Regions from separate parts of the Homo sapiens genome. Here region 1 is linked to region 2. A link is an interaction called in ENCODE POLR2A ChIA-PET data of the cell type or tissue named here. Cell type or tissue: K562. All regions are shown on one strand. Links, peaks and the distances in the headings refer to the core of each region. The heading gives the core; the rest is flanking DNA.

Evidence for each region. ChIA-PET counts read pairs that join two places held together with the same protein. Peaks named below come from ENCODE experiments on the same cell type or tissue, not always from the same donor. Only the 100,000 strongest peaks of a DNase experiment are listed, where the experiment ranks them.
Region 1: POLR2A ChIA-PET joins it to region 2 with 5 read pairs; 3 of 35 experiments call an interaction of 5 or more read pairs at or near these places.

The regions. Positions count from the first base shown.
Region 1 is chr11:125,467,213-125,479,594 of GRCh38, reverse strand. The region is part of intron 3 of FEZ1 (fasciculation and elongation protein zeta 1); the gene reads left to right. Among named protein-coding and RNA genes, the nearest start is that of FEZ1, 23 kb to the left of the region's middle. In K562, for the core only: no CTCF peak of the experiment used is centred there; no DNase peak of the experiment used is centred there.
Region 2 is chr11:125,527,026-125,539,407 of GRCh38, reverse strand. No RefSeq gene overlaps it. Among named protein-coding and RNA genes, the nearest start is that of EI24, 36 kb to the left of the region's middle. RefSeq lists a silencer at 4,881-5,175 and a cis regulatory region at 6,264-6,737. In K562, for the core only: no CTCF peak of the experiment used is centred there; a DNase peak (open chromatin) is centred at 6,527.

The DNA.
Region 1 (12,382 bases), core at 1,421-9,420, 59 kb after region 2:
TACCATCACTTTGGGCATTAGGATTTTAGCATATAAATTTGGGGGGTGGGACATAAACATTCAGAGCACAGCAAAAGATAAAATCATTTAATGGCTCTATGTTAAAAGCAAATTTCTGCCTCACTTGGTTTTCTAGTTTCAGTTGTGAAGGAAATTTGACAATTTATCGTCAGGAAGGGCTGTCACAGCCCTGCAGGCTCAGCAAGTGATAGAGTTGGATGGGTCTAATCTTTCTAAGTGTTTCAGAATTGAGTCCAAGTAAAAGAGCAAGAAACAGATTCCCCTTACTCGGCAATATATTTGTAGATTATTGCTCAAAATAGCACAGCAAAGAGATCAGCAGTTGACTGATTTGTTGAAAATGTAGCCATATATATCCTTCTCCATTTTTCTAGTAATTAGCAATCTAAGGTACTCAAAACCTCAAGGCTTCATTGACGGGAGCAAGTGAGATGATGACTTTGAGACTAAGATTTCCTGCAAGCCTCCTCAGCACAGACATAGGAGGCTGTGTCTCAGGTCCTGTTTTGAACTCTCGGCTGTGCATGTTCTCTTGTAATGCTTACAGGTATGATGCTTAGTACTTACCCAAACCGCAAAGAAGATGGAGGCAATAATGGAATAAATCTAGTTACTGAAATTAAATCAGGTCCGTCATGGTACAAAAGGCAGATTTTGCTTTGTTATCTCTTTTGACACCTTTCCAACTCATTTTGTGAATTAAGCCAAAGGATATATAAGATAGCCTGCCCTTCAAAAGGGCTTTAATTTATCCTCATTTCCAGATTTCCCTCAAGAGGGTTAATATTTCAGGGCAAACTGAATGACCCTGAGAAGGATGATCTTGAGCTCTGTTCCTTGTAGTATTTCTTCTATCTAACCCATGGGAAAAGGACAGGGTAGCAAAAGTAGATGGATTAAGGCTGTTTTATTTCATCCTCTTTTATTATCTGGATTAATTACAGTAGGAGCTCTATTAACTGCCCTAAGTTTAAACGATTTACCAGATTAACCAGTGCTCTGTATTCCTTCTGTAAAACATACGACCAAAAGCGCTTGGCATGCTGAATGTGCACAGCTGTGATGCTTCTCTCTAGTGAGCACTCATACCTCCACTTAAGTGGTCCATTTAAAACAATTTTTTTTATTTTTTGAGATGGTGTCTCTCTCTGTTGCCCAGGCTGGAGTGCAATGGCGCGATCTTGGCTCACTGCAACCTCCGCCTCCCAGGTTCAAGCAATTCTCCTGCCTCAGTTTCCTGAGTAGCTGGGATTACAGGCATGTGCCATCATGCTCAGCTAATTTTTGTATTTTTGTAGAGATGGGGTTTCACTATGTTGCCCAGGCTGGTCTTGAACTCCCAACCTCAGGTGATCCACCCGCCTTGGCCTCCCAAAGTGCTGGGATTATAGGTGTGAGCCGCCACACCTGGCCAAGTGGTCCATTTTTAAGAATCAGTTGTCCCCAAACCTGTTTGTGCTGTCCTTGTGACTGCACTAAGAAATTTAATTAAATATTGTACCAACTATTGAATTGTGACTGCAAAGAGTGTCATTTTTTGTTAAAATCAAAGTAACACGTCTACATAGTTTAAAAAGTTAATTAATGCTTTGAAAGTAATGCACTGTAAGTGCAAGACAAAACAACCACCCAAAACAGTAGACCCCTGCCTTCTTGTCTTTCCCTACTCCATACAGGCAACTGCTTGCATTTCTTTTAGCTGCCTTTTTTTTTTTTTGCATAAAGCTCCACTTTTATAGTGGGGCCATGCGGGGCCACATGGGGAAGCTCCAGTGTCCCCTGGAGGCAGAAGGAGCCAGGGGAGAGCCAGGCCAGTGCCTCAGGAATGGCGAGATGGGGTAAACAGTTTAGGACTGGCTAGTTTGAGTAATTTCTGCAAGCTGTAAACACTAGGGATGGTCCTTAGTGCCTAGTACCTGACTCTGGGATGACTAAGGAAGAGGACTCTGCCTCCTGGGATGTAAAGGTCAGGTAGAGGCGGCAGGGCTTGGCTTTGGTTAGTTTGCATATAGAAGGCTTGCTGAGCCCTTTGCTATCTCTAAGAATTGGCTAATTTTTTGTGTGTGTGTGTGATGGAGTCACACTCTGTCACTCAGGCTGGAGTGCAGTGGCACGATCTCGGCTCACTGCAACATCCACCTCCCAGGTTCAAGCAATTCTCCTGCCCCACCCTCCCAGGTAGCTGGAATTACAGGAATGCACCATGACGCTCAGCTAATTTTTTTTTTTTTTTTGTATTTTTGGTAGAAACAGGGTTTTGCATATTGGCCAGGCTAGTCTTGAACTTCTGATCTCAAGTGAGCCGCCTGCCTTGGCCTCCCAAAGTGCTGGGATTACAGGTGTGAGGCACTGTACCCAGCCAGAATTGGCTAATCTTGAAGGTACAGTCTATCCCCACCAGAAAGATCTTTAAAATGTTAAAAATCATAATTTTCAGAAAATTAAAAAGTATAAATAACACAATGCTTAAATAAATCAGATACTATATTGTGTCAATTCCATGTTTTTTTCTTGAAAACATCCCAGTTAGTACCTTTCATCTTTCTGCTACAAACTGGTCTGGTCATTCGCTAGATCAGCTGCACAGCTGCTGTCCTGAGAACGTCCTTCCCTTCATGCTGGGGATTCTTTTGTCTTCCACTCCTGTCTTCTGGTTACCATATTTTAAAAATCTTTCTAGATATAGTTCCTTGTTTTGGTGAAAAAAACCAACAACAAACCAAACTATTCAGCATATTTTTGAGAAAGGAGTACAGAGGAAATGGTTTTTAGGATATATAAGAATATTATTATTTAGCATTCTGAGGGCTTTGTTCTCTTCTAGCATTAGGTCGTGTTGAGAAACCCCAAATCTGTTCCGATTCCCAGTCCTTCTTTTTAGGCTGACTCTGTTCTCCATCTTTAGATTCCTGCTCCTTTATTATATGACTTTTTTGGTTCTTTCTGGAAGCTTTTAGGATGTTCTTTTCCTTTCTCATTTGAAATTTTACAATAATGTGCTTTAGAATGAATTTTTTCCTTCATTATGTTGTCCTCAGTGAGTCCTTTCAACATAGAAGCTCATGACTTCAAATTGTGACGTTTTCTTATTATTTTTTCTGAAGATTTATTATTTCTATTTACTGCCTCTGTGGAGATGATTATATAGCTTTTCTCCTTTATGATGTTAATGTGATGAATTTCATAAATTAATTTGCAAATGTCAACTCAACCATGCATTCTTGAGATACACACAACTTCATCATGATATATTATCATTTTATTTTATTCTGTTTTTCCCCCCATATCGTAATTGAAAGGTAATTGGCATATAATGAGCTGCACATATTAAAGTGAGCAATGCGGTAAATTTTGACATCTGCATATATCTGCGAAACCATCACCACAATCAAGATATTCAACATATTCCTCATCCCTCTCTCTCACCGCCCAATCTCTGGGCAACCACTTATCTGCTTTCTGTCGTTGTAGATTAGTTTTCATTTTCTAGAATTTTGCATGAATGGAATCATGCAATATGTACATTTTCTTTTGTCTGGCTTATTAAACTCAATGTAATTAGGTATTCATCCATGTTTTTAAGTATAGCAACAGTTCATTTCTTTTTATTGTTGAGTAGTATTCTGTTGTATGGATATATCACCAGCGGCTTATTCATTCGCTTATAGATGAACAGTTTTTTTTCTACTTTTTGCATATTTCAAATGAAGCTGCTGTGAACATTTTTCTGTAGGTCTTTGTGTGAACATATGCTTCCATTTCTCTTAGATAAAAACCTATGTGTGGAATGGCTGAGTCATATGGTAGGTGTATGTTCAACTTTTTTTTTTTAGCTTTTATTTTAAGTTCAGGGGTACATGTGCAGGTTTGTTACATAGGTAAATTGTGTCATGGGGGTTTGTTGTACAGATTATTTCATCACCCAGGTATTAAACCTAGTATACATTGGTTATTTTTCCTGATCCTCTCCCTCCTCCCACCCTTCATCCTCCAGTAGGGCCCAGTGTGTATTGTTCCCTTCCGTGTGTCCATTTGTTCTCATCATTTAACTCCCATGTCTAAATTTTTAAGGAACTACCAAACTGTTGCCCAGTTTGAGAGCTGTAATTGTCCCATATTCTCACTAACACTTGTTATGGACAATCTTTAAAATTTAGACATCTTCATGGGTAGTAACAAAATTGATACCTTATTTCAGTTCTAATTTGCTTTTCTCTAGTGACATAGAATATTGAGCATCTTTTCAAGTGATTATTTACAATGTGTGTGTGTGTGTGTGTGTGTGTGTGTGTGTGTGTATTTTTGAGACAGGGTCTTGCTGTGTTGCCCAGTCTGGAGGGCAGTGGCTCAATCTCAGCTCACAGCAACCTCCACCTCCCGGACTCAAGCAATCTTCACACCTCAGCTCCCCAAGTAGCTGGGACCATAGGTGCACACCTCCACACCCAGCTAATTTTTGTATTTTTAGAAGAGATGAGATTTCACCATGTTGCCTAGGATGGTCTTGAATTCCTGAGCTCAAGTGATCCACCTGCCCCGGCCTCCCAAAGTGCTGGGATTACAGGCGTGACTGTGCCCGGCCTGTATGTTTTCTTTGGTGAAATGCCTCTTCAAATCTTTTGTGCATTTTTTTAGTACATTGTTTGTGTTCTTAGTATTGAGTTGTAAGAGTTTCTTTTTTTCTTTGAGTTGGAGTCTTGCTCTGTCACCCAGGCTGGAGTGCAGTGGTGCAATCTCAGCTCACTGCAACCTCTGCCTCCCAGGTTCAAGTGATTCTCCTGCCTTAGCCTTCTGAGTAGCTGGGATTACAGATGCACACCACCATGACTGGCTAATTTTTGTATTTTTAGTAGAGACGGGGTTTCACCATGTTGGTCAGGCTAGTCTCGAACTCCTGACCTTGTGATCCGCCTGCCTTGGCCTCCCAAAGTGCTGGGATTACAGGCATGAGCCACCGTGCTTGGCCATAAGAGTTTCTTATAAATTCTAGATAAAAATTATTTGTTGAATGTATGTTTTACAAATATTTTCTCCTAGTCTATAGGTTGCCTTTTAATTTTCTTAACATTATCTTTTGAAGAGCAAATGTTTTTTAAATGTGATGAAGGCTGAGTGTGGTGGCTCAAGCTTGTAATCCCAGCATTTTGGGAGACTAAGGTGGGCAGATTGCTTGAGGCCAGGAGTTAAAGACCAGACTGGGCAACATAGTGAGATCCCCTCTCAAAAAGAAAAATTAGGCCGGGCGTGGTAGCTCATGTCTGTAATCCCAGCACTTTGGGAGGCCAAGGTGGGTGGATCACGAGGTCAGCAGATTGAGACCATGCTGGCTAACACGGTGAAACCCTGTCTCTACTAAAAATACAAAAAAAAAAAAAAAAAAAATTAGCCTGGCATGGTGGCACGTGCCTGTAATCCCAGCTACTCAGGAGGCTGAAGCAAGAGAATTGCTTGAACCCGGGAGGCAGAGGTTGCAGTGGGTTGAGATTGCACCATTGCACTCCAGTCTGGGCAACAGAGTGAGACTCCATCTCAAAAAAAAAAAGAAAAGGAAAATTAAATGTGATGAGGTCCAATTTATTGATATTTTCCTTTTTATACTTTGTGTTTATGTTGTATTTAAGAAATCTTTGTTAAACCCAAGGTCACTAAGATTTTTTTCTTAAGTTTTCTTCTAGAAGTTTTATAATTTTAGCTCTTGTATTTAGGTCTATGATCCATCTCAAATCAGTTTCTTTCTGTTTTTTTTTTTTTTTTTGAAATGGAGTCTTGCTCTGTTGCCCAGGCTGGAGTGCAGTGACTCAATATTGGCTCACTGCAGCCTCCACCTCCCAGGTTCAAGCAATTCTTCTGTCTGTGCCTCCTGAGTAGCTGGGATTACAGGTGCCTGCAACCATGCCCAGCTAATTTTTGTATTTTTAGTAGAGGCAGAGTTCTACTATTTTGGCCAGACTGGTCTTGAACTCCTGACCTCAAGTGATCCACCCGTCTTGGCCTCCCAAAGTGCTGGGATTACAGGTATGAGCCACTGTGCCCAGCCTTCAAATTAGTTTTGTATATAGTATGGAGTAAGGGTCAGGGCTCATTTTTTAAAATTTTTGATTCCCAGGTTGCTGTTTCCCAGGTTGGTCTTGAGCTCCTTGGCTCAAGCCATCCACCTGCTTCAGCCTCCCCAATTGCTGGGACTACCGAGGCACTCCACAGTGCTGGGCTTCAAGGTTTATTTTTCTGCATATGGCTATTCAATTATTCCAGTACCATTCATTGAAAATCTTATTCCTTCCCCATTAAATTGTTTTGGCATCTTTGTTGAAAATCAATTGATCATGTATGTGCGGATCTACTTCTGAATTCTTTTTTCTGTTTCAATGATATATATATGTGTGTGTCTTTTTTTATCATCCCTAATTTATTTTAAAATGTGTCTATCTTTATGCCAATCCCACACTGTATTGATTGCTGTAGCTTTATGGTAAGTCTTGAAATAAAGTAATATAAGTTCTCCAACTGTGTCCTTTTTTTTTCTTTCCAAATTTGTTTTAGTTATTTTAGGTTATTTACATTTCCATATAAATCTTGGAATCAGCAGATGAATTTTTGCAAAAAATCTTGCTGGAAATTTGACTTTGATTGTGTAGAATCTACAGACCAATTTATATATGTAGATCAATTTATCATGTTAATGTGATGAATTACATTAATTGGTTTTCAAATATTAAACCAGCATTTTATTTTAAAATAAACCCCACTTAGTTATGATATTTTATCTTTTTTATATAATGTGGGATTTGATTTGCCGATATTTTATTAAAGATTTTTGCATCATGTTCTTTTTCTGAAATTTTATTTTGTTCTAATGTCATAAAATAAGTTGGAAATTATCCTCTCTATCTCTACTTTGTGAAAGAATTTGTATTACATTGGTATTATTTCTTCCCTGAATGTTTGATAGACTATACTAGTGAAAGCATCTGGGCCTAGGGTTTTCTCTGTGGAAGATTTTCAGTTACAAATTCAATTTTACTGAGTCAGGTTTGATAAGTTACATTTCTCAAGGAATTTATCTATTTAATCATTGAATGTATTGAACATTCATTTGTTTATAATTTTGTTTTGTTATTGAAAATGTCTGTAAGATTTATAGTGATGTTCCCTTTTCTATTCCTGACATTGTTAATTTGTGTTCTCTCTCCCTCCATCCCTCTCTCACTCTCTCTTGTCAGCTGGTCTGTGGGATTATCACCTTTATTAATCTTTTCAGAGAACCACTTTTTATTTCTTTGATTTCCTTTATTGTTTGTTAACTTTTTAGTTTATTGATTCCCTCTCTTAGCTTTATTACTTCCTTCCTTCTACTTAGTAGGAGTTTAATTTGCCCTCATTTTTTTAGCTTCTTAAGGTAGGAAATTTGATTATATTTTAAACTTAAAAAAACTTAAAGCTATAAAATTCCCTTTAAGCACTGTTTTAGCTGAATTCTACATATTTTGATTGGGTATGTTTTCATCATTCAATTAAAAACATAGTTTCTAATTTTTTCTTGCAATTTCTTCTTTAACCCATAGGTTATTTGGCAGTTTGCTGCTGAATTTCAAAGTGCTTGGGAGGTTTTATAGCTATCTTGTTAAAAATTGATTTCTAATTTAATTTTGTCAGAGAACATACTTTGTATGACTTAAATCTTTTAAAATACGTTCAGACTGATTTAGGGTCCAGCATATGGTACGTCTTAGTGAATGTAATATATGCCATTGGAAATGATGCACATTCTGCAATTGTTGGTTGTAATGTGCTATAAATGTCAACCAGGTTAACTTGGTTGATAGTATTGTTGAATTCCTGTGTTCCAAATGATATTTTTTGTCTGTTTATTCTATCAATTAATGAGAAAGGTTTATTAAAATCTCCAACCATTGTTGTGCATTTATTTCTATTTCTTTAGTTCTGTTGATTTTTGTTTTATATATTTTGAAGCTCTGAGTACATCTCCCTGATGAGTTGACCCTTTTATCATTATGAAATGTCATTCTTTCTCTGTAATGCTTATCTTAAAATCTACTTTGTTTGATATGAATGTAGCCACTTAAGCTTTCTTATGCATACTGTTTGCAAAGTGTGTGTGTGTGTGTGTGTGTGTGTGTGTGTATCTATCTCAATCCTTTTAGTTTCTGCCTATCTCTGTCTTTTTATTTAAAGTGTGTTTTTGCAGGTAGTGTATACTTGGATCTTGTTTTTATATTCAGTCTGACAATTTATGCTTCTTGATTATTGTGTTTAGTTTATTTGCATAGTGTGTAGTCCATTGACATTTGGCATAATATTGATAATTTGTGTTGGAGCGTATTGTCTTCATTTCTGATTGTCCCATCTGGTTTTGTTGCTGTTTTGTTGTTCCTCTGTTCCACACTTTTTGTCTTCTTTTGGGTTAATCAAATATTCTTTGGCTTTGCATCTTATGTCTTCTGTTGGATTTTTATCTATACCTTGTCGTATTTTTCTTTAGTGGTTTCTCTAGGGGTTACACTATACATTATTAATTAATCATAGTCCATTTAGAATTAATATTGTACACTTTACATAAAATGTAAAACATTTGTCACAGTATAAAGTCTATTCCTTCCATCTTTTGTGCTATAATTGTCATATATTTTATTTCAATCTACATTATATACTCCACAACACAAAGTTATTATTTTTGCTTTAGACAGTTAGTTGTCTTTTAAGAAAATCAAAAGAAGGAAAAAAAAGATACTTTTAAAATATTTACCTATGTATTTATCATTTCTGGCATTCCTTATTTTTTCCTGAAGATTCTGATTTTCTATCATTTCCTTTCAACCCAAAATGCTTTTTATAGCATTTCTTTTGGTGTAGAGCCACAGGTGACAGATTCCTTTAGCCTTCATTTATTTATCTCATTTATTTCATGTTTTTCCCTTCTTTCAAAACACACAGCCTTGCACTGCCTGTGTCCAGTGCCTGAAAACAATTGGCTCATAGATTTTGTCCAGATTGTAGTTGTTTATGGTAGGAGGGATAAGTCCAATACCAGTTACTCTGTCATGGCTGAAAGGGGCCATCTCTTCTGTTTTTGCTTTCTAGAATTCCTTTTATTCAAGTATTGGACTTCTGAAGCTGATCTTCTGAATATTTTTCCCCGCCCATAATTCTATCTGCTTATTTTGTTTCACTCTCCAGGGAACTTTCTCAGCCTTCAGCTCGATGGAAAAGTCTAAATTTTCTATCATACCTTTAATTTCTAAGAGCCCTTTCCAGTTTTTACAGAATTTGTGTGTTTTTAAAATTTTTTTCTGGTCTTAGTAAGTGTACATCTTTGTAGTTTTTAAATGAATTCTGATAAATAGGACACATTTTGAGGAAGCAAGGTGTTCTGTTATCCTTCTGAAGGCAGGTATAGCAGTTTCTTAGAAGAGGTTTCTTCTGCTCTCTCTGTTGCTTTTGATTTCTCTTCTCTATACATTTTCATCTTTCATGTTGGGGGCTATTCTCAAATGTCTGGCAATCCTTGAGCATCTTTTCATATTTAAAAGTGAGGCTTTATGGCCAGGCATGGTGGTTTACTCCTATAATCCTAGCACTTTGGGAGGACAAGGCAGGGGGATCCCTTGATCCTAGGAGTTTGTGACCAGCCCCATCTCTACAACTCTACCAAAAAACAAAAACAAAAAAAACAAAAAGGTAGCCAGGGGATGGAGTGCACTTGCAGTCCCAACTACTTGGGAGGCCAAGGCAGGAGGATCACTTGAGCCCAGAATTTTCAATACCAGCCTGGCCAACACAGTAAGACCCTGTCTCTACAAAAAATTAAAAAAAAAAAAAAAAGCATTAGCTGGGCCTGGTGGCATGCACCTGTAGTCCCAGCTACTTGGGAGGCTGAGGCTAGAGAATCGCTTGAGCTTAGGAGTTTGAGGCTACAGTGAGCTATGATTACACCATTTCACACCAGCCTGGGCAACAGAGCAAGCCCCTGTCTCTAAAAACATTAATTTTAAAAAAAATGGCTGGTGATAGCTCACGCCTGTAATCTCAACACTTTAGGAGGCCGAGGCAGGTGAATTGCTTGTGCTCAGGAGTTTGAGACCAGCCTAGGAAACATGGCAAGTTCCCCATCTCTACAAAAAATACAAAAGTTAGTTGGGCATGGTGGCATGCGCCAGTAGTCCCAACTACTCAGGAGGCTGAGGTGGGAGGATTGCTTGAGCCGGGGAGGCAGAGGTTGCAGTGAGCTGAGATCAAGCCACTCCCCTTCAGTCTAGGTGACAGAGGGAAACCCTTGGAAAAAAAGAAAGTGAGGCCCTAGAAGGCTATGGGGTCAGGGCTTGTTTCCTGCTGGATCACAGTGCCAGTAAGGACCTATGCGTCTTGTTCGGAGATCTTGACAGTTGGCATGTATTTGTAGACTTATAGCATCCATAGAGAGGTGTTCTCCAATGGCTTGATGGACAGAATAAACCAGCTGCCAGTGTCCTTGGAGCCTACTCAGGGAAGGAGGCCAGAGGTCTGTCTGGTGAGTCATTCTGTAGAGTCTTACATCCTCTCTCTGTTTTTGGTGAGAACCCTCACCCTCACTTTTAGGTGGCCTGGTGCTCTGAGTCCAGAACCTCCAGTTCAACCTGCTCAGAGTGAAGTCTACAGTCCTTTTGAGCTGAGAGGATGCAGTCCCTTTTTATCTGGGTTGGAAGAAGACACTTGGGTCTCATTATTCTTGATGAAGAATACCAGCAAATCTTCCTTACATAGCCCCGCCATGCTGCCCCTCGGGGTCTGCAATTCCTGAGCCATTCAGTATCTGCTGTGTGACCCCCTTTACCTTGGGCAGCCTGCTCTCGCCAAGTTTAACCCTGCTGAGCCTGCTGGGCCGGCGTCTGTTTTCTGGCATTTCTCTTGCTGTTGCCTTTTCTCCTGTTCACTTTGTCCCTTTTGGGTTATTCTTTTTTGATCCCTTGACTCTCATTTTAGTAGGGTTTGAGGAGGAAGGGCTGATAAATTTGTGCCCAATCTCCTGTGTACCCACCTTCTACTATAAAGAAATGGAAACAGGAAATCATTTTAAAAATTATGTTATGGGCTGGGTGTGGTGGCTCACACCTGTAAGCACAGCACTTTGGGAGGCTGAAGTAGGAAGATCACTTGAGCCTAGGAGTTAGAAGCCAGCCTGGGTAAAGATAAAGAGGGAGTATTGGACTCAATCTTTACAAAAAAATGAAAAAGTTTGCCATGAGTGGTGGTGTGCACCTATGTTCCTAGCTACTTGGGAGGCTGAGGTGGAAGAATTGCCTGATCCCAGGAAAGGGAGGCTGCAGTGGACTTTGATCATGTCATTGGACTCCAGCCTGGGTGATATTGTGAGACTCTGTTTAAAAAAAGAAAAAAAAAAGTTATTATGTGGATGATGCAAGAGAGACTGTGGAACTCTACTCAGAGTTTCATTGTAAGCTTGGTCCTACACTAGGAACTTGGTGAATAAATAAATGTACATTTACATTTTTAGGTCAAAATAATTTGCTTGAGTTAATATGTCTGTAGGAGGCATTATTATTTTTTTCACAATTTACCACTTTTACTGGGGCTTTCGATTCATCAATCTATTCTATTCCTGTGATGTAAAACACAGTCTCCTTTTACCTTATAACCTTTATTTAATAGCAGATAGTGGTTGTCTGGATAAGAGGAAATTGGAAGTCCAGGATAGTGAATTATGTCTTTCATATTTTTGAGACAGGATCTCACTATGTCACCCAGGCTAGAGTACAGTGGCAACAGTCATGGCTCACTACAGCCTCCACCTCCCTGGCTCAAGCAATCCTCCCACCTCCATCTCCTGAGTAGCTGGGACTACAGGTGTGCACCACCATGCCTGGCTAATTTTGTTCATTTTTTTTGTAGAGACAGAGTTTCACTATGTTGCCCAGGCTGGGCTCAAGTGACCCTCCCACCCTGGCCTCCCAAATTGCTGGAATTACAGGCATGAGACACCATGCCCAGTCACATCTTCCTCTTTTCCAGGTGACTAAATAGCTAAGTTACCTGTGGAAGTGGACTGAATCTAGATGATAGTACTGCTCTCAGTCCTCTCTTTTTCAATTGTTCATTAATTCTTTCAACAAATATGTGTTGGCTGCATGCCCTAGTGCATCTCCCTATGGGAATGCACAGCCATTGACTTAATCCACGCAGATGTTTCCTGGTTGTTCATAAGCATAAAAGGGACATAGTTACCAGGCACAGTGGCTCACACCTGTAATCCCACTCGGGAGGCTGAGGTGGGAGGATTGCTTGAGGCCAGGAGTTTGAGACCAGCCTGGGCAACACAGTGAGACCCCTATCTCTAAAAAAATTCAAA
Region 2 (12,382 bases), core at 1,948-9,947:
TTATTTCTGCCTTCATTTCGTTATGTACCCAGTAGTCATTCAGGAGCAGGTTGTTCAGTTTCCATGTAGTTGAGCGGCTTTGAGTGAGATTCTTAATCCTGAGTTCTAGTTTGATTGCACTGTGGTCTGAGAGATAGTTTGTTATAATTTCTGTTCTTTTACATTTGCTGAGGAGAGCTTTACTTCCAACTATGTGGTCAATTTTGGAATAGGTGTGGTGTGGTGCTGAAAAAAGTGTATATTCTGTTGATTTGGGGTGGAGAGTTCTGTAGATGTCTATTAGGTCTGCTTGGTGCAGAGCTGAGTTCAATTCCTGGGTATCCTTGTTGACTTTCTGTCTCGTTGATCTGTCTAATGTTGACAGTGGGGTGTTAAAGTCTCCCATTATTAATGTGTGGGAGTCTAAGTCTCTTTGTAGGTCACTGAGGACTTGCTTTATGAATCTGGGTGCTCCTGTATTGGGTGCATAAATATTTAGGATAGTTAGCTCCTCTTGTTGAATTGATCCCTTTACCATTATGTAATGGCCTTCTTTGTCTCTTTTGATCTTTGTTGGTTTAAAGTCTGTTTTATCAGAGACTAGGATTGCAACCCCTGCCTTTTTTTGTTTTCCATTGGCTTGGTAGATCTTCCTCCATCCTTTTATTTTGAGCCTATGTGTGTCTCTGCACGTGAGATGGGTTTCCTGAATACAGCACACTGATGGGTCTTGACTCTTTATCCAACTTGCCAGTCTGTGTCTTTTAATTGCAGAATTTAGTCCATTTATATTTAAAGTTAATATTGTTATGTGTGAATTTGATCCTGTCATTATGATGTTAGCTGGTGATTTTGCTCATTAGTTGATGCAGTTTCTTCCTAGTCTCGATGGTCTTTACATTTTGGCATGATTTTGCAGCGGCTGGTACCAGTTGTTCCTTTCCATGTTTAGCGCTTCCTTCAGGAGCTCTTTTAGGGCAGGCCTGGTGGTGACAAAATCTCTCAGCATTTGCTTGTCTATAAAGTATTTTATTTCTCCTTCACTTATGAAGCTTAGTTTGGCTGAATATGAAATTCTGGGTTGAAAATTCTTTTCTTTAAGAATGTTGAATATTGGCCCCCACTCTCTTCTGGCTTGTAGGGTTTCTGCCGAGAGATCCGCTGTTAGTCTGATGGGCTTTCCTTTGCGGGTAACCTGACCTTTCTCTCTGGCTGCCCTTAACATTTTTTCCTTCATTTCAACTTTGGTGAATCTGACAATTATGTGTCTTGGAGTTGCTCTTCTCGAGGAGTATCTTTGTGGCGTTCTCTGTATTTCCTGAATCTGAACGTTGGCCTGCCTTGCTAGATTGGGGAAGTTCTCCTGGATAATATCCTGCAGAGTGTTTTCCAGCTTGGTTCCATTCTCCACATCACTTTCAGGTACACCAATCAGACGTAGATTTGGTCTTTTCACATAGTCCCATATTTCTTGGAGGCTTTGCTCATTTCTTTTTATTCTTTTTTCTCTAAACTTCCCTTCTCGCTTCATTTCATTCATTTCATCTTCCATTGCTGATACCCTTTCTTCCAGTTGATCGCATCGGCTCCTGAGGCTTCTGCATTCTTCACGTAGTTCTCGAGCCTTGGTTTTCAGCTCCATCAGCTCCTTTAAGCACTTCTCTGTATTGGTTATTCTAGTTATACATTCTTCTAAATTTTTTTCAAAGTTTTCAACTTCTTTGCCTTTGGTTTGAATGTCCTCCCATAGCTCAGAGTAATTTGATCGTCTGAAGCCTTCTTCTCTCAGCTCGTCAAAATCATTCTCCATCCAGCTTTGTTCTGTTGCTGGTGAGGAACTGCGTTCCTTTGGAGGAGGAGAGGCGCTCTGCGTTTTAGAGTTTCCAGTTTTTCTGTTCTGTTTTTTCCCCATCTTTGTGGTTTTATCTACTTTTGGTCTTTGATGATGGTGCTGTACAGATGGATTTTCGGTGTAGATGTCCTTTCTGGTTGTTAGTTTTCCTTCTAACAGACAGGACCCTCAGCTGCAGGTCTGTTGGAATACCCTGCCGTGTGAGGTGTCAGTGTGCCCCTGCTGGGGGGTGCCTCCTCCCAGTTAGGCTGCTCGGGGGTCAGGGGTCAGGGACCCACTTGAGGAGGCAGTCTGCCCGTTCTCAGATCTCCAGCTGCGTGCTGGGAGAACCACTGCTCTCTTCAAAGCTGTCAGACAGGGACACTTAAGTCTGCAGAGGTTACTGCTGTCTTTTTGTTTGTCTGTGCCCTGCCCCCAGAGGTGGAGCCTACAGAGGCAGGCAGGCCTCCTTGAGCTGTGGTGGGCTCCACCCAGTTCGAGCTTCCCGGCTGCTTTGTTTACCTAAGCAAGCCTGGGCAATGGCGGACGCCCCTCCCCCAGCCTCGTTGCTGCCTTGCAGTTTGATCTCAGACTGCCGTGCTAGCAATCAGCGAGACTCCGTGGGCGTAGGACCCTCTGAGCCAGGTGTGGGATATAGTCTCGTGGTGCGCCGTTTCTTAAGCCGGTCTGAAAAGCGCAATATTCGGGTGGGAGTGACCCGATTTTCCAGGTGCGTCCGTCACCCCTTTCTTTGACTCGGAAAGGGAACTCCCTGACCCCTTGCGCTTCCCAGGTGAGGCAATGCCTCGCCCTGCTTCGGCTCACGCACGGTGCACGCACCCACTGGCCTGCGCCCACTGTCTGGCACTCCCTAGTGAGATGAACCCGGTACCTCAGATGGAAATGCAGAAATCACCCGTCTTCTGCGTCGCTCACGCTGGGAGCTGTAGACCGGAGCTGTTCCTATTCGACCATCTTGGCTCCTCCCTTCCATATTGAACTTTTATAAGAACATTAAAAAAAGGTTTTCTGCCAGGTATGGTGGCTCACGCCTGTAATCCCAGCACTTTGGGAGGCCGAGGTGGGTGGATCACGAGGTCAGGAGATCAAAACCATCCTGGCTAACGTGGTGAAACCCTGTCTCTACTAAAAATGCAAAAAAAAAAATTAGCCGGGCGTGGTGGTGGGCACCTGTAGTCCCAGCTACTCAGGAGGCTGAGGCAGGAGAATGGTGTAAACCCAGGAGGTGGAGCTTGCAGTGAACCAAGATCACGCCACTGCACTCCAGCCTGGGTGACAGAGTGAGACTCCATCTTAAAAAAAAAAAAAAAAAGGTTTTCTGTAATTTTTAAATTGGATTGGAAATTACCCAGATCCTTAATATCAATTAATAACCTTAGATTCTAAATTATATGGCAAGTTTGTTTATAAGCATTTATTTCATTACATTTACTTGATTATTTAATAGTTTATCTAGATTATTCACAACACTGTGTGTGATAGTCATTATTTAAAGTTATTTCCCTGTTAACCTTTTTTTTTTTTGAGACGGAGTCTTGCATATACATATACAGCATCGATCAGTATATGTAAGATGTATGTTGGTTTGGTCCAGAGCAGAAGGATTACTGGAAGCAGAAGCAGTGGTGGGGTGGGGGACAGGGTTGGAAGAAGCCTCCATGTCATAGATGGATTCAAAGATTTTCTGTTTGGCAATTGGTTGAAAGAGTTTATCTATAGACCTGGAATCAATAGAATGAAGTGTCTGGGTTAGGATAAAAGGTCATGGAGATCAATATTCCTTTTATGCAGATGAAGCTCCCAGGCAACAGGCTTCAGAGATAATAGATTGTAAATGTTTCTTATCAGACTTAAAAAGGTGCCAGACTTTTGGTTAATTCTCTCCTGGATCAGGAAAAAGACCTGGAAAGGGAAGAGGATTCTGTACAGAATGCAGATATCCCCGTGAGAGACAGCTTTACAGGGCCATTTCAAAATGTGTCAAAGAAATGTATTTTAGGGTAAAATACTTCAATTTCTTTCAGGGCCTGCTATCTGTTATGTGATGCTATAATAGAGTCAGTTTGGCATTTAGTGTCTTATCGTTACAAAGAATCTGTTTGATGTCAGTCTTAGGATGACAGTCTTAAGATCTGTGTCTTAATGTTAATGTTGGTCAGTTGTCCCTGAATTTCAAAGGGAGGAGGGTACAATGAGGCATATTTAACCCCCCTTCCCATCATGGCCTGGACTAGTTTTTCAGGTTAACTTTGGAATGCCCTTGAGCAAGAGGAGGGGTCCATTCCACTGGTTGGGGGGCTTAGAATTTTACATTTGGTTTTGCAAGAGTCTGTTTTTAAGCTGGGAGAAAATAGAATATTTTTATAAAAGGAAAGATCCAGAAACAAAGGAAAGTTGAAGAAATCAGGATGATAACCTAGAGGAAGATTCTTGAAGAGGTTTGAGAGAGGATAAAATTAAAAGTTCTGTGGAGTCTTTTCTATTTCTTAAGGCAAGGGGTGGGGAATTTATCAGAAATGGAGATTCTAAGGATTGACAGCAGAGATTTTGATTTAGTATATCAGGGATGGAACACAGACATTAACACTTTAAACCAGCCCTCCATGTCTTTGCTACATAGGTAGTCCAACAGTGCTCTGAGGCAGTGATAAATGCAGAAAGGGTAAAGTGCTTGGAGTAAAAGGATTTTTGTTATCATCCTTGATTTGCCCTTTTACTTACCATCAGGAAGGCTTTGTGTTTCTCGTTTTGGTTTGGTTTGGTTTATGTTGTTTTAGTGCCCATGCATCATATACTGTGCAAGCCTCTAGAAAAGGTTATTTAATTTCTCCAAGCTTCAGATCTTCATCTGTAATAATATTATCTGCCCCAGAGTAATGCTGAGAATCAAATTAAATTATATATGAGGCTATCTTCTTCTTCTGGCCAAGATGTAGTAACAGAGACTAGATTTACCCTCCTACAGGAAACAACTACAAAAACCTGACAACATACATGAAATAATAGTTTTCAGATATTGGACATCAGGTGATAGAGGACAGCGATCCCTGAGATGGGAGAAACAAATGAGATGATCCCTACTTCTGCCCCATCTTACTGTATGGAAGATACAGCACAGAGAGTGGAAACCCAGGTGGAACCTAGCAGTCTCCCTGAATTTACAAGATGGAATTGGGAGTCTTGGGAGGCAAGGTGGCTTAAGTTTGCAGGGCAGAATGCTGAAGAGGAAAGAGTGCAGAGATAGGGGTGGAAGCTCCAAGATCATGTCTTCAGCTGAGTATACATCAGTGTAAGCATATGAGGAAACTACCTTAGTTTGAGGAAGAGACACTAAAATGATTCAAGGAAATAATTCCTAAACTTCTCAAAGAGCTAGGAATATTTTGCATTTCCATAAGCCAGAAAGGAAATATATATATCATAATTATGTATAATAATTTTATACATCAATTATAATTATTTAAACAGGGTCTTACTCTGTCACCCAGGCTGGAGTGCAGTGGCATGAAATGGCTGACTGCAGCCTTTACCTCCCAGACTCAAGCAGTCCTCCCACCTTGGCAGCCCGAGTTGCTGAGACTGTGGGCATGGGCCACCATATTCAGCTAATTCTTGTATTTTTTGTGGAGACAGAGCTTCACTATGTTGCCCAGGCTGGTCTTGTACTCCCGGGCTCAAGCAATCTGCCTGCCTCAGCCTCCCAAAGTTCTGGGATTACAGGGATGAGCCACTGCACTTGGCATATATATACATAGATATACACACACATATACATATATATATATAATTAGTAAATGATATTGTTTAAAATAATTCCTAAAAGAGTATTTCCTCAGGACTGGGAAAAATTAGTCTTGTAATAAAGGCTGCTCTGGTCCTCCCTAACAAAGTTTAAACATCATCCCCATCCTTGAAAGTAAGTGTTCCAAGCAAGTTAACTGTATCCCTGAAAAAAAGCTCAAGAATATGTATATAAATATAAAAATATCCACCTCCCAACAAGAAAACATTCAGAGCATCTTACATTCAACCAAAAATGCCCAGACATGGAAAAATCAGGAAAATATGACATATAATGAGAATAATCAATCAATGGAAACAGATCTGTAAATGACACAAATGATATAATAACTAAAGGCATAAAAGAGTTACTTTAACTGTATTTCATATGTTTAATAAGGTAGAGAAAAAATGAGCAAGTTAAATAGACTGGAAGGTTTTTAAAGGTCCAAATTGAATTAGAGACTTAAACTACAATGTCTAAAATGAAAAATATGTTATTCATTCAGAGCAAGATTCTGTCTCAAAAAAAAAGTTTTTAACTTCTTTTTTTCCCACTTTTTTGGGGGATATCAGCTCCAGCTTATTGAGTTAATGGCACTTCTCAGTTCCTAGTATACTCCCCTCCCTTTCTGTGTCCTTAACTATAAAATGTTCCAAGTGTGTGATATATGTCCATTTTATTGGAGTATCTTCTCGTGAAATGTGAACTCTTTTATGATATGTATATATTTTTAATTTATATAAATTATGCTATAGGTCTCAGCTTGTTTCTTACTTTTTTTCACTCAGCAGTGTTTTGAAGATCATTCAGGTTGATATGTGGACGTTTAGTTCACTAATCTCATTGCTGCCTAAGGAACCAGTTTGTCCTGACAGTACTGCAGGCCCCAAGGAACCCTTAGAGCATTATCTGTAAAGTCAGATGTTTGTAGGCCCCAGAGCAGATTAACTGGGTGGAGATGCAAGTAGTTGCGGCCATATGGCAACGCAGGACATGTTGCAAGACAACCAAATTCTTCAAGAGAGGCCAGGAATCAGGATTTTTGCAAGAAATCTCCTGATTTTTTCAATGTTGGAAAAACTGAAGGTCAAACAAAATATTTCTGCAAGCTCAATTTAGCCATTTTCTAACCTTCACATTAAAACATTTGAATCAGAGAATGAGATCAGATTTGTGTTTCAAAAATTAAAGAAAAGATGGACTAGAATAGAACAGAGGAGTCCAAAGATCATGAGTTGAGGTATAAATATGATTGAATTGAAGGGCCTATGGGCCGTTAAGGTGAAGATTATTGGAAACACAGACCTATCTTCCTGAAAATGTTGTGAGGAGTGGGGATTTTTTACGATATAAATCATTATTACATAGATTTGGGCATACTGTGATTCAAGTTAAAATGTATAAGTCGGCTGGGCACAGTGGCTCACGCTTGTAATCCCAACACTTTGGGAGGCTGACGTGGGTGGATCACCTGAGGTCAGGAGTTTGAGACCAGCCAGACCAATATGGTGAAACCCCATCTCTACTACAAAAAAAAAAAAAAAAATTAGCTGGGCGTGGTGGCGGGCGCCTGTAGTCCCAGCTACTCGGGAGACTGAGACAGGAGAATTGCTTGAACCCAGGAGGCAAAGGTTGCAGTAAGCTGAGATTGCGCCACTGCACTCCAGTCTGGGTGACAGAGTGAGACTCCGTCTCAAAAATAATAATAATATAATGTATAAGTCATAATGTTGACATTTTAAATATATTTAAAATATTATTTTATATATTTGTTCTTTCATTTAACAAAACATATCAGTAAAATTCATACTCATAACTTTGCACAAGTGAAGTTCTATGCTTAAACACTTGGCACATTTTCTTTTGTAGTAGTTAAAACTGTGGTTTGGTGTCAGACTACTAAGTTAAAATCTCTGAATTATTGACTATATGTATATCTTTGGATAAGTTAGTTAACCTGTCTTTGTTTTGGTTTTATCATCTGTAAAAAAAAGGCTCTTTTAAAAGCTGACTTCTCAGGCCAGGCACGGTCTCACGCCTGTAATCCCAGCACTTTGGGAGGCTAAGGCGGGTGGATGTAGGCAGATCATTTGAGGTCAGGAGTTCGAGACCAGCCTGGTCAACATGGTGAAACACCGTCTGTACTAAAAATACACACACACACACACACACACACACACACACACACACAAATTATCCAGACGTGGTGGCGCATGCCTGTGGTCCCAGCTACCCGGGAGGCTGAGGCAGGAGAATTGCTTGAACCCAGGAAGCAGAGGTTGCAGTGAGCCGAGATCACTCCATTGCACTCCAACCTGGGTGACAGAGCGAGATCCTGTCTTAAGAAAAAAAAATTAGGCCGGGCGCAGTGGCTCATGCCTGTAATCCCAGCACTTTGGGAGGCCAAGGTGTGCGGATCACCTGAGGTCAGGAGTTTGAGACCAGCCTGGCCAACATGGTGAAACCCCGTCTCTACTAAAACTACAAAAATTAGCTGAGATCGCGCCACTGTACTCCAGCCTGGGCAACAGAGCGAGACATCATCTCAAAAAAAAAAAAAAAAAAAGTGACTTCTCATGGTACTAGCATAAAGACAGATATATAGACCAATGGAATAAAATAGAGTCTGAAAATAAACCTTGCATGTAAAGTCAGATGATTTTCAACAAGGTACCAAGACCATTCAATGGGGTAAGAACAGTCTTTTCAACACATGAGGCTGGGAAAACTGAATATCCACATGCAAAAGAATGAAGCTGGACCTCTACTTTACACCATATACAGAAATTAAGTCAGGCCAGGTGGAGTGGCTCACACCTGTAATCCCAGAAATTTGGTAGGCTGAGGCGGGTGGATGGCTTGAGCTCAGGAACTCGAGACCATCCTGGGAAACATGGCGAAACTCCATCTCCACACACACACACACACACACACACACACACACACACACAAATTAGCCAGGCATGGTGGTGTTCACCTGTAGTCCCAGCAACTCTTGCGGCTGAGGTGGGAAGATCACTTGAGCCAGGGAGGCGGAGGTTGCAGTGAGCTGAGTTTGTGCCACTGCTCTCCAGCCTGGTTGACAGAATGAGACCCTGTCTCAAAAAGAAAAAAAAAAAAGTCAAAGTGAAACAAATACCTAAATTTAAGAGTTCAAACTATAAAACCCTAAGAAGAAAACATAAACTAAAAACTTCATGACATAGGATTCTACAATAATTTTTTAGATAAGACATGAAAAGCACAGGCAGCAACAACAAAAATAGATAAATTACCCAATCTCTATTAAAAAAAATACAAAAAAATTAGCCAGGCATAGTGGCGGGCACCTGCAGTCCCAGCTACGCGGGAGGCTGAGGCAGGAGAATGGCATGAACCCGGAAGGTGGAGCTTGCAGTGAGCCGAGATCACACCACTGCACTCCAGCCTGGGCAACAGAGCAAGACTGTCTCAAAAAAAAAAAAATAGATACATTGAACTACATGATAATTTAAGACTTGTGCATCAAAGGACACTATCAACAGAAAAGACAACCTATGGAATGAGAGAAAATATTTGCAAATCATGTGTCTGGTAAGGGGTTACTATCCAGAATACATAAAGAACTCTCCCAACGTAACAACAAAAAACAAACAACCAGAGTAAAAAACGGTCAAATGACTTGAATAGACATTTCTTCAGTAATGACCAATAAACACATGAAAAGATGCTCAACACTACTAATTATTAGAGAAATGCAAATTGAAACCACAATGAGTTACCACTTCACTCCCATTAGGATGGCTACTATATAGATAAACAACAATGACAACAACAAAAACAAAACAGAAAATGACAAGCATTGACATGGATGTGGAGAAATTGGAACCCATGTACATTGCTGGTGGGAAGGTAAAATGGAGAAGCTATTGTAGAAAACACTATGGTGCCTCCTCAAAAAATTAAACATAGAATTACCCTATGATCCAGCAATTCTACTTTTAGGTGTATACCCAAAAAAAGTGAAGGTAAGAATTCAAACAGATATTTGTGTCTGTTCATAGTAGCAGCATTATTCACAACAGCCAAAATGTGGAAACAACCCAAGTGTCCACTAACGATGAATAGAGAGATGAAATGTGGCACATACAAGCAATAGGATATTATTCAAGGAATTAAAGCCTTTAATTTATTTTTATTTTTTATTATTTTTTTTTTTAGAGACAGAGTCTTGCTCTGTCAAACAGACTGGAGTGTAGTGGAAGAATCATGGCTCACTGGAGCGTTGACCTCCTCGGCTTAGGCAATCCACCACCTCAGCCTCCTGAGTAGCTGGGACTAGAGGTGTGCACCACCACCTCCAGCTAATTTTTAAATTTTTCTTTTGTAGAGACGGGGTTTTTCTATGTTGACCAGGCTGGTTTTGAACTTCTGGCCTCAAGCATTTTTCCTGCCTCAGCCTCCCAAAGTGCTGAGGTTATAGATGTGAGCCACCGTGCCTGCCCAAAGCCTTTAATATTATTAAAGAAATTACAGCCTGTAGAAAAAGCAAACTGTTTTCTCATCTGCTGTTTTCACATCTGCTCTCACATCATACCATAAAAGACTTCTGTGATCTCTCATCACCAAGAAATGAATGGAGATTTCTCCCCACCAACAACCAATCAATTAGTTCTGCAGCAGGGTCTTCAGCTGACACCAGCTGAGTATCCTCTAATTCAATTCAATTCTGACGCTGTTTACCTGGAGATGGCATTAGATCCCACCGGTTGAGGGCTCAGTCCCGCAAGACTGCCCACTACTTCTGATGCCAATTGTAAGCTCCATATTGTTTTACTCGTGCTTCTGACCAGTCAACAATACATTGGGCTTCCTAAAACACTCTCAATGGGTTTGATTTATTTGCTAAAGCAGCTCACAGAACTCAGGGAAACACATTTACTAGTTTATTGTAAAAGACATTACAAAGGTTACAGATAAAGGGATACATACGGTGAGTTATGAGGGAAGGCACATGGTGCTTCCATGCCCTCTCTGGGTATGGCACCCTCCAGGAACCTTCATGCATTTAGCTATCCAGAACATCCCCGAAGCCACCTGTTCTGGGTTTTTATCGAAGCTTCATTGTGTAGGCATGATTGATTAAATCATTGGCCGTGAGTGATCAACTTGACCTTCAACCCCCACCCCTTCCCAGAGGTTTGGGGGTGAGGTTGAAAGTCCCAACCCTCTAATGATGCTTTGGTCTTTGCAGTGACCAGCCCCCATCCCGAAGTTACCCAGGGCCTGCCAGTCACCAGTCAACTCATTAGTATACATAAAGACACTGATGTCTTTGGAGGTTCCAAGGATATTAGGAGTTGTATGACAGGAGACAGGGACAAAAACCAAATATATATTTCACAGTATCCCATAAAGCCTCAAAGGAATTGGAAAAGAAATTCTGATCCATGCTACAATATGAATAAGCCTTGAAAATATTTTGCTAAATGAAAGAAGCCAGACACAAAAGGACAAATATTGTATGACTCCTTTATTTTTTTGAGATGGAGTCTCGCTCTGTCACCCAAACTGGAGTGCAGTGGCGCGATCTCGGTTCACTGCAAGCTCCGCCTCCTGGGTTCCCACCATTCTCCTGCCTCAGCCTCCCAAGTAGCTGGAACTACAGGCACCTGCCACCATGCCTGGCTAATTTTTTGTATTTTTAGTAGAGACGGGGTTTCACCATGTTAGTCAGGATGGTCTCGATCTCCTGACCTCGTGATCTGCCCGCCTCGGCCTCCCAAAGTGCTGGGATTACAGGTGTGAGCCACAGCGCCCAGCCCTGTATGACTCCTTTTATATAGGGTAGCTAGAATAGTCAAATTCATGGAGACAGCAAGAACAATGGTGGTGTCCCCAGGGCTGGGGCAAGGGGGTAATGGGATGTTATTGTTTAATAGCTACAGATTTTCAGTTGGGGATGATGAAAAGTTCTGCAGATGGATAGTAGCACTGGTTGTACAACAATGTGATGTACTTAATGCCACTGAACTATATACATTTTAAACTGGTTAAAATGGTAAAATTTTATGTTATATATATTTTAACATAGTTTTAAAAAAAAGAACAACAACAACAAAAAAACAAAGACAGGGATAGTGGCTCAAGCCTGTAATCCCAGCACTTTGGGAGGCCGAGGTGGAGAGATCCCTCGAGGTTAGCAGTTCGAGACCAGCCTGGCCAACATGGTGAAACCCTGTCTCTACTAAAAATACAAAAATGAGCCAGGCATGGTGGGGCATGCCTGTAATCCCAGCTACTCGGGAGGCTGAGGCAGGAGAATTGCTTGAACCTGGGAGGCAGAGGTTGCAGTGAGCCGAGATCACACCACTGCACTCCAGCCTGGGTGACAAACGGAGACTCCATCTCAAAAAAAAACAAAAAAAAAAAAAAAAAAAAAAACAAAACTAATAGCCATTTCCCAAACATTACCAGCCCAATTTGTTGATAGCATGATGCTGAGTTTACTGTTTACCATAGTAAGGAAGAACACCACCTGAACAGAGCTTTGGGAATTCTCAGAAGGGGAAGGTAAGACCAAAATTTATTGATCCAGTAACTGGCCACTGAATATTAAAAATTTTTTTATTGAGAATTAGAAGTTTGGTTTAAGGCATTTCTTTCAATACAGGGTACTAGATAAGGGTTGAGTAGGAATCATAACACAACTGTAGGAGTGGAGGGAATGTTTCCCTCTCCCTACAAAGGTTTGACTCTGCTGAAATTAAATGACAATAGATTAACAT